Regions from separate parts of the Homo sapiens genome. Here region 2 is linked to region 1. A link is a contact called in ENCODE Hi-C or POLR2A ChIA-PET data. All regions are on one chromosome and are shown on one strand. Each heading gives the region's core, a stretch centred on a gene start or an enhancer-like site at or near the end of the contact. The rest is flanking DNA. Distances are from core to core; before and after follow the strand shown. Region 1 overlaps SIK3 (SIK family kinase 3). Region 2 holds the start of PCSK7 (proprotein convertase subtilisin/kexin type 7).

Region 1 (4,986 bases), core at 2,389-4,888:
TTTATAACAGCTCATTAAGCTGTGTATTTTATTATACACTTTTCAGTATACCTCTTTTCTTTCAAAACAAAAAGGTTTTTGAAAGTGCTAAGCACAGGCCTAGTACATAGTAAACATTCAATAAAACAAATGTTTTTTTAAGGCAAGATACTATCAAATTGGTGTAACACACATTGAAAGAATCAAAGTACCTGTGAGTATGAAGAAGTCACACATGAAGTAAAAGTCATTTACTCCTGATTAGGTCATCATTCTAGTAGAAAAAAAACTGGTTATACAACTCCTTTGCACCTAAAGGAGGTAGGATCTACAAATCCTATAAATGAGAAAGGTCGTATGGATTTCAATTAGCTACTTGGAATTGAACAAATTAATCTCTATAAATCTCAGTTTCCTCATCTGTCTGAGAAAATACCTGTCTAGATAGCTTATCATGAGGTTCAAATTAAACAATATTTGTAAAAACACTTTATGAATGGCAAAGTACCAAATGTATAGCATTATTAATATACTATTACATGACATGATTTTAGATATAAATAAATCGAGCATGAGAGGAAATACCATAGAACATGAAAATACGAACACTTCATATCCTGCTTTTCATTTAGGATTTGGAAAACACGATGTCCCTAAATTGGTATAAAATCTTCGGGGGTAATATGAGAACAGAGGAAACCCCAGATAATGTGAAAATTGAGTAACAGCTTGGGGGGAAACCCGCAGCTGATATCTCAACACAGTTGTCCCTCGGTATACTGGGGGACTGGTTCCAGGAAGGACCCCTGAGTACACCAAATTACACACACACTCAAGTCCTGCAGTCCCCCGAGGAACCTGCATATACAAAAAGTTGGCCCTCTGTACAGACAGGTTTCACATCCTGCAGATACCACTGTTTTGATCAGCATTGGGATGAAAACAAATCCACATATAAGTGGATTGTTTTAAAAAGAAAAAACGCAGCTCAAACCTGTGTTGTGCAGGGGTCAGCTCTACAACAGCATTCACTAATTCTGACCAAATGACAGTTCCAAAAGAGAACTCCACCCTTAAAATACTGTTGACTTCATCCTAAACTGGATTATCTTTGATGGCAGGAACTAATCTAAATCATCTTCATGAGATGCTTTAGGTGTAACACAAATGGAACAGGAAGGAAAGAGCTCCAAACCAGCCTAATTAACTGCAGTCCACAGCAAGTGGGCAAATGTTGCTGGGAAGGAGGCAAGAAGAAGAAATGCTATGGCCAGAACACTCAGAAAATGGCAACTCTAAACAAGACTGAATTATTGTATCATTGTTTTTATTTTATTTTATTTATTTTTTTTTTTTGAAACAGTTTCACTCCGTCACCCAGTCTGGAGTACAGTAGTGCATCTCAACTCACTGAAACCTCCACCTCCTGTGTTCAAGTGATTCTCCTGCCTCAGCCTCCTGAGTAGCTGGAATTACAGGCGCCTGCCACCATGCCCGGCTAATTTTTGTATTTTTAGTAGAGAAGGGGTTTCACCATGCTGGCCAGGCTGGTCTTGAACTCCTGACCTTAGGTGATCCACCCGCCTTGGCCTCCCAAAGTGCTGGGATTACAGGGTGAGCCACTGCACCTGGCTTTTATTGTAACTTTTTTTTTTCCCTTAGAGACAGAGTCTTACTCTGTGGCCCAGGCTGGAGTGCAGTGGCATGATCTCAGCTCACTGCAACCTCCACCTCCCGGGTTCTAGCAATTCTCCTGCCTCAGCCTCCCAAGTAGCTGGGACTACAGGTGCACACCGCCACACCTGGCTAATTTTTCATATTTTAGTGGAGACAAGGTTTCACCGTGTTGCCCAGGCTGGTCTCGAACTCCTGAGCTCAGGCAATCCACCCACCTCAGCCTCCCAAAGTGCCAGGATTACAGGGTGAGCCACCGCACACGGTCTTTATTGTAACTTTATTTTTTTCAATTGTAACATTTTAAAGGAAATGTATATATCACAGAATTTCAGAAAGGGAATGGACACCAATACAAGTACTAATTTTACAAATGAAGAAATGTGAAGCCTCAAGAGTAGAACTGACCTACTGGTTACAGTAAGTAGCTGTTTTATGAGTAAATAATTACTAAGTAAATTTTAAAAGTAAAAGTCTTGTAATAAACAGTCACGGCTCATTAACAAAGCTCCATAAAAACTGAAATCTCCTCATCTCCTGCCAATATTTAAACTTGGCAGTCAACCCCTTCTTTTTTTTTTTTGAGACAGAGTCTCGCTGTTTCCCAGGCTGGGATGCAGTGGCGTGATCTTGACTCACTGCAACCTCTGCCTCCCGGGTTCACGTGATTCTCCTGCCTCAGCCTCCTGAGTAGCTGGGACTACAGGCGCGTGCCACCACGCCCGGCTAATTTTTGTATTTTTTAGTACAGACGGGATTTCACCGTGAATCCAGGAGGCGGAGGTTTCAGTGAGTTTAGATACACCACTGTACTTCAGATTGGTCAACAGAGAGAGACTCCGTTTAAAAAAAAAGAAAAAAAGGAAGAGAAAAGGAAAGCAAATAAAACAGTTTATTGATACTATTGAGCCATAAGGAGCTACACTATTTGTACTTGAAAGATAACAGCCATTCAAAGCTGTACCTTCCCCAAAGAAAAGCCCCACCTCAACCACATCAACTGCTACTAGCTAAATAAAAACATACAACCTTCCAAACCCGGGGTTTGACGAATGAGCCAGATGAAACTACACATTCATTTGCTCGAAAAAGTAAGTGTAACAGCCAACTCAGCCGTTTATCAGAAGGCACAGGCCCTTGAGAAGAGCATCATGGGTCGCGGTGATATTTGTATGTGTATATGTGCATATATATATACACATACATATATCTCCATGGTTCCTGGCTTAAAGCTCCTATATAACCCTTGTAATTTCCTAAGTGACTTTGGTTAAAATACTGTATTCGGCCTCTTGCCACTGGTTCCTGAACAGCTCCAGAGTGATAAAAGCAAAAGACAGTCTTTTGCTATTTATAACAAGCCCCTTTCAACCACACCTGAGCTTATGTTAATGAGATGATTTTTGCAAAGTCCCTAGATAACCACAGGACTGGTGGCCAATTGCCAGGGGAATCAACCCTGTGCTCATACAGTTAGAACTCAAAACCCCACCCTCAACCTCCAGGGAAAGGAGAGGGGCTGAAGGTTGCACTGATAACCAATGGCCAATGACTTAATCAATCATGCTTACCTAATGAAGCCTCCATAAAAACCTAAAAGGGGGCATCCAGGAGAGTGAAGAGGAACACATCCACTTGCTGGGAGGGTGAGGCACCCCAGCTCTACCGGGATGGAAGCTCCTGCGTTCAGTACTCTTCCAGGCTTTGCCCTGGGTATCTCTTCATCTGGCTGTTCACTTGTGTCCTTTAAAACATCCTTTCTAATGAACTGGTCAGTATGTTTCCTGAGTTCTGTGAGCCACTCTAACAATTTCATGGAACCCAATAAGGGGATATTGGGAAACCAGTTTATAGCCAGCAGGTCAGAAGCACAGGTAAAACCACCTGGAGCCTGTGACTGGCACTGAAGACTGGGGACAGACTTGTGGGACTGAGCCCTCAATCTGTGAGATCTGACGCTATCTCCAGGTAGACAGTGTCAGAACTGAACTGAACTGAACTGCATTAGAGGACACCAGCTGGCAGCTGCTGCAGAACTGGTTGACTGCTTGGTGTGTGGGGACACACTCCCACACATTTGGTCACAGAAGTATTTTGTGTTGAGAGTACAGGAGAAACCAATTCTGTTATTCCTATATTCTAGGAGTCATCCACAGTCATTCGAGCAGTTTCTACACGAGAGAAGAAAGTCTACTGCATCGTAGTAAAAAATAAACATTAAACCTTCAGAACTATTTGCACAAAAGAAAAATGGAATCACAGGTCAGGTGGGGAAGGAGTGGTGCTTATCAAAGGTCAGCCACTTAGTACAAATTTGCTAAACTGCCTTGGTCAGAGCACATTGTCAGAACCCCACTCTTTCCACAGAATTTTCCAAACATTAACCCATGTCCGTAGCACGCTGATGAGGTAAATGATGTTTTACAGATAGGGAGGAACAAAAAAGTGAGGGCCTGGCTGAGCCAATATTCTCTCTGCCTTTTAGTTAGCATACAGATCTCTGTTTATTATTCTAGAAAGCTGTTCTCAATTTCACACATAGGGGATTATGTTTTAAGATGTAAAGTCTATATAAGGGCTGCTTTGCTTACCACTATCTTTGTCAACCATTATCAAAAACTCCATTAATTAAGCTAGGCACCATGGTGTGCACCTATAGTCCCAGCTACTCAGGAGGCTGAAGCAGGAGAATCCCCTAGGAACTCGAGTCCTGTCTGGGCAACGTAACAAGACGTCATCTCTAAAAAAACAGAATAAAATAAAATAAATCTGGGCACAGTGGCTCACACCCAACACTTTGGGAGGCCGAGGCAGGAAGATCATTTCAGCCAACGTGTTTGAGACCACCCTGGATAGCACAGTGAGCCTCTGTCTCTACAAAAAAAAAAAAAAAAAAAAAAAAAAAAAAAAACCTAAAAATAACAAAATAACAAATAAAAAATAAAAATAATCCATAAATTAGTTAAGAAACCAGCTTTTGAGCACCTTCTACCTGTAACAACAGGCCTGCCTACAAAGAAAATATTAGTTTTAAGTAAATCCTACTTTATTTTATTCTACCCATTGCTACAGAAACAAAGATCTGATCATTTTGTAGTTGGGTATGTCAAAATCTTTTTATTATACAAGTAAATGTGTCTAGAGATTGACTGGAAAGAGGCACAAGGGAACTATCTGGGATATAGAGATTTTCTCTATTGATTAAGGTGGTGGTTATAATAATTCATCAAATCTCATTAAACTGTATATTTAATATCTATGCATTTCCTGGTATATAAATTTTACCTAAAAAGTTTAAGAGTCAAAGACAATTATTTAATAGTGAAACCCCTG
Region 2 (5,194 bases), core at 622-3,121, 210 kb after region 1:
ACAAACTACTGGCTGCATCGTGACTGTTCTTTAGCAGAGACAACCCCTTCACCCCTACATTTAGAGGGGACATAAATCTTTCCCTAGCTGACTCCTCAGTCCAGTTGTCCTCAAGGCTAATTCCCCATAACAGGGCCCCGTGCCCACCTGGATTCTACATGAGGTTGAGCTCCTGGTCTGGCTAACCACGTCACACTCATGTTGTGCAAATGGAGAAAAGGCATCACTTTCACTGTGAGTAGTGTTGACTCAGCAAAGGCTACAGACCTGTGGGATCCAAGAACAGAAGAAATAATGTCCCACCAATCCCAGGGCAACAAGCTGAGGTTAGATAAACTCCAGGACCAGGGACCAAAGAAACTTCATTAATTGTCATTTCCAAAGATCTAAAATCGGTCATAGACTGGAGCAGAACTGGTACGGTGAGGCCAAATCAGTATAACACCCAAAAAACCCACTTCCTGTGCTATCGTGCCACCCTCTTTTCATTTTGTTCCCCAGAGGCCTAGCAAAAAACAGTTACCAAAATGCCTCTTGAAAGAGTAGGTAATAACGTCCTAGAAGTCCAGGTGGTAGCTAACTTCTTGATTTGTATATCCCAGAAGGATACCAGGGAAAGTGAAAGGAGGGAGGCGGCGGGGGCGAAACGGGGAAAGCCAGAGAGTGCAAACAAAACAGAACAGGCACCAAGGACAAGCGGGCAACCAGGAGAGAACGAATGATGAGAGAACCTCACTAAGCAGCTACTCCTGTACTGAGCTCAGGAGGCTGGCTTCAAGGTGAGGACTCAGACTCCAGACTGGGACTCCAATTGCCTGGGTTTGACAGAACCAGGGAATTGGTCTCAGGAGCCCTCAAAAAAAAAAAAAAAGAGCCAAGTTAGAACTGGGGGACAGACAAATGGGGTGGCAGGACATGTGTGTACCTATGGTGGCTGGGCTCCTTTAAAAGCCTTTGCTCTCCACTGGGTCCACCCTGGGGCAGGGCTTAGTACTCAGATACACACCCAAGCGGCTCTACCTCAAAGCATTCCAGAAAAATGGGAATTTTACTGAAAGGCTTCCTGGAAAGGAGAACTTATGCCACCTCTCCTTTACCTCTAAAAATCTTCATACTACATTTCTTCCTCTCGTTTTCTCTTAGGTTTCCAGGCATATTCCCTCTCAATCCCTCCCTGCCCCCGGGAGCCTCAATTCTCCCAAGATATTTAGGTGTCTTCCCCAGTCTGCATACTCTACTAAGTAAACAAACTAACAAACAAAACCCTTGTTAGCCAGACAGTGGCCCCGCTAGGCAGACTCCTTCAGACTCAGTAGATCCCACCACAGATGTCAGGAAGAAAGAGAAGCAGGAGCTCCTTCTGTCTACTAGTGGCAAAGCAGCATTTTTATCCCCCAGGCTTCTGGGAAAGGAACCTTAAATGCCTTCTGAAAGCAGGTCTCAACCTCTCCCAACGGCTAGGCCTCCCTTTACAGCTCTTAATTGACAAGGAAGAAGAGAATGGGCAGCCTGGAGTCCAAGATCCTGCTCCCAAGCTACTGTCCTCGCTGTTCCACACCCGGCTCCTAGAAGCCAGCTTGGGTACCGGGTCAGTTTCCCGATTCTCCCTCCGTCGGCCTCGATCGCTCCGTGCAATGTGCCCCTCTCCTCATTAGCACCCACATTATCCAGGAATTCTGGGCCCTGGGGCCCCATCTCCTTGGTCCCCCACGCCAGGACCTCAGGCACCCTCTGTGCAGCTCCCTCATCCTCAGACGCCGGCTTCCCCCACTTCTGGGGCCCCCTGACCACCCAGGTCCAGCCCCACACCTAGTTCCCAACTCACCGGCCCCGCCGCAGCTGCCGCCGCCTCCCTGCGGAAACTCGCGGCTTCCCGGGAGCCGGAGGAGCAGTGACAGCAGCATCACTTCCGCCCGCGGCGCAGCCAATCAGCGCGGCGCCTGCGGCCCGGCGACCCCCGCGGGCCACAGCAACCGGCGCCCGGGGTCCGGCTCCCGCGGGCGGCCTACGCAGGCAGGGGCCGTGCGGGCGCTGGGGGCTGAACCCGCGGGCTCCGCCTCCCCGAGTCCTCGGGGCATCTTCCACATGGTCCCTCTTCAGAAGGCTCTCCTTCATGGCGTCCTCTGTAAAGGGCATTTCGGTTCCGACCTTTAAAAGCCACTCGTTGCTCTTCTCCTTCTGACCGCCATGGCCCCGACTGTCCCTGTAATCTTCCCAGAGGGGATCCTGCCCACCCAGGTCGCCTTCCTTCTCGCAGTCGGCTCTCCCTTCTTCCCCGCGCCCCGGGAGAGTCCACTTGTATCTCAGGGGTCTCCCGCAGCATCCCCGTGCCCCGGCGGCGCCAGCTGTCGCCGCCAGAGGGCGCCGTCGGGGGCGGCGCGGCGCCACCGCGGCCTCTCCTCTCGCGGCCGGAGCCTCGCCCCCTCCGCTCGTGCCGCCGGAAGTGGGAGGTGCCGCGCGCGGGCCGGCGCTCGACCCCTCCCCCCGTGGCTCGGCCGCCCCCTCCCCCCGCTCCGCCCGCTCAGGTGCGTCCCGTCCCTCCCCCACTTTCCTCCCGGGGGCGCGGCGCGGGAGGTGTGTGCGGGGCGAGCGTGGGTGGGGGTTGCGGGGCGAGGGCCGGGCATGGGGGTCGGGTGGGGGGCGTGGAGGGTGCTGTGAGAACCGAGGCGGGGGTCCCGGCCTAGAAGTGGGACGGGGGGGTGGCTGGCAGCGGGGTGGGGGGACCGAGGGGAAGGGGTGGAGGGGGGTCTGGTCCGAGCCAGCGGCCAGCCTAGCAGTCCCCTGTGGGGGGTGGCCAAGGCCACCCAGCGCCGCTTCCCCCCATTGTCCCCTTCCCGTCTGTCCCCTGTTCTCGCCCGAGGACCCGTGGCTCCGGCGCCCCTGCTTCGCTGGTGGTCGCCCCGGGTTGCGGAGTTCTTTTTGGTACACTCGACCCTCCAGCCAGCTGTTCCTACCCGCGCCACGGGCTCTCTAGCCACGGAGTTGCATGCATGGCCCTTGTCCTGGGGTTTCGTTCACCGGGCGCAGAGGACCCCCCAGCCCTGGGCTATGTTGGAGACGGGATGTTTGCACCTGAGGGAGCAGCAATGGCGGTTTGGGCCCATTTTCTCCCAGGAGCTTTGTATAATGAGGGAAACTGAGGCACAGAGGGTCTGTGGGCTGTGACTGAGGTGTTGACACAGCCCCATCTACCTATCTGCCCTATGCGCTCTTCAGTGTTCCGGGGGGGAATACGTGTGATGCTGTTAAAATAAAAGCAAGAATGCAAACTAACCCGATGTTCATCCCCACCTCCCAAGTATTTTGATTTTCTTTTCTCCTCATAAGGTCATAAGTTTGCTCTGCGGCATAAAAGATGACCTTTTGATTTTTAAAAAAGGCGTCCGTCCCAGTTCCCTTACTTGTGTTACCATGTTTTTTACCTTGACTTTTTCACGCTAGAGAACCCAGGATTCTTTTTTGCACCACTAGTCACTCTGAAGAGTCTGTTCTTTGCTCAGTTAGTGGGTATCAGGCCTTTCCCATCTGTGGGGAGCACGCTGACAGTAAAATATGCACCCTGGATTGCCCAGTATTGCATTACTTGTTGACTTACAGGCAGACACCTCCAAAAACTTCCCTTAAATTAATGGAGAATGCTTTGAATGTAACAGCCATAAAGTGATTTAAAAACATGAGATCTGATTGATACTAGGCCGAAAAGTACGTCTTTTATTAAAAATGATAGCAGACAAGGTAGGCCTGGGACCACTTGGAAGATCCTGGCAGACTAAGATGTATTGTTTGAAATGACTACATTTCTGCCAAAAGTGAAAATAAGATCTTTGCACAGACTCCTAGATATTTATGTAAATACAGTGACTCCTGAGGATTGCTGCCCACTAGGACACTAGGACTTTGCATACAATGTCTCTTTTAGTACTCTTAAGTATTTTCTCCCGGAGCCCAGGTTTTTGTGTTTCTTTACTGCGACAGCTCTGTTGTGTGGACATTCTGAGGGGGGAGAGATACATTTGTTTTAAACTTTGGAAACTTGTAGCCTGTAATTTGTTTCTGAATGTACAGAGCATAATGGCAGCGTCTGAGGTTGCTGGTGTTGTGGCCAATGCCCCCAGTCCTCCGGAATCTTCTAGTTTATGTGCTTCCAAATCAGACGAAGGTCTCCCAGATGGTCTAAGGTAATGTGTGGACTCCTGACTGGGAAGATTCATTTGGGTAAAGGGTTTTTGAGATGGTCTTGTGTAGCTGGTCTTTCTTTTTGGCTCTGATGGCACTGCACTAGCTTTTTAAAGGTACAGGACTGTCTGATCTATCTTTGTATTTCTGGTATCCAACACAGCACCTGATACTCAGCAGGCATGCTAAATGTTTGGGGAATAAATAGAATAGAATACATGGGGTCAAACTCATTAAAAAATGCAAACATTTTCCAGCCCTTTCCTACGTGGACTGTATGTTCATTTAACCATATGTTTATATGTTATATATGAGAAATGTTATATCAGTATGTGTACATGGATATCTAAATATGTATACATACAGATACACAATTACCCAAACTTATATCTCATAGTAGCTAATATGATACATTGTTATGTACAGTGTTGAACTAAATTAGCTATATAGTCATCCCACAGTATATGCTGGAGATTGGTTCCAGGACCCCTACTGAGGATACCAAAATCTATAAATGCTCAAGTCCCTTACATAAAATGGTGTAGTATTTTATCTGGGATAGGCATATGCCCACCCTACTTAAAGCTATTAAAAAGATAAAAAATAAATAAAGTGGTGTAGTATTTGCATATAACCTATGCATGTCCTCCCATATACTTTAAACAATAGGTTATTTACAACAACTAATACAATGTAAATGTTATGTAAATAGTTGTGTTGTTTAAGGAATAATGACAGGTAAAAAAGTTTGTACATGTTCAGTACAGATGCAACCATCCAATTTTTTTCTGAAAATTTTTTTAATGGTTTCAAATCTATTTCACTTTTCTTTTTTTGAGATGGAGTCTCACTCTGTTGGCCCAGGCTGGAGTGCAGTGGCGCGATCTCGGCTCACTGCAAGCTCTGCCTCCCGGGTTTATGCCGTTCTCCTGCCTCAGCCTCCCCAGTAGCTGGGACTACAGGCGCCCGCCACTACGCCCGGCTAATTTTTTGTATTTTTAGTAGAAACGGGGTTTCA

The links. Hi-C counts contacts between places; a loop is a spot of excess contacts on that map. ChIA-PET counts read pairs that join two places held with the same protein, here RNA polymerase II (POLR2A). Pooled maps may share reads with other maps.
Region 2: a pooled map shows a loop between it and region 1 (8-fold over the local background). The contact joins the promoter of PCSK7 here to the enhancer-like site in region 1. A Hi-C loop is called at or near these places in 8 of 50 pooled maps. POLR2A ChIA-PET finds 5 or more read pairs at or near these places in 2 of 52 experiments (Panc1 and activated CD4-positive, alpha-beta T cell).

What each region holds. Positions count from the first base shown.
Region 1 is chr11:117,017,398-117,022,383 of GRCh38, forward strand. All of the region lies in intron 1 of SIK3 (SIK family kinase 3), which reads right to left. Among named protein-coding and RNA genes, the nearest start is that of SIK3, 79 kb to the right of the region's middle. RefSeq lists an enhancer at 3,663-3,772. Within about 2 kb of position 3,639, at least 7 of the 41 ENCODE cell types and tissues checked have a DNase peak (open chromatin) inside an H3K27ac peak, as active enhancers do.
Region 2 is chr11:117,230,202-117,235,395 of GRCh38, forward strand. PCSK7 (proprotein convertase subtilisin/kexin type 7) reads right to left here and starts at 1,872. Exons shown (of 17, transcript NM_004716.4): 1 at 1,826-1,872; 2 at 148-267. RNF214 (ring finger protein 214) reads left to right here and starts at 2,470. Exons shown (of 15, transcript NM_207343.4): 1 at 2,470-2,525; 2 at 4,066-4,178. The coding sequence starts at 4,072. RefSeq lists enhancers at 561-800, 1,670-1,719 and silencers at 1,910-2,059, 2,270-2,609.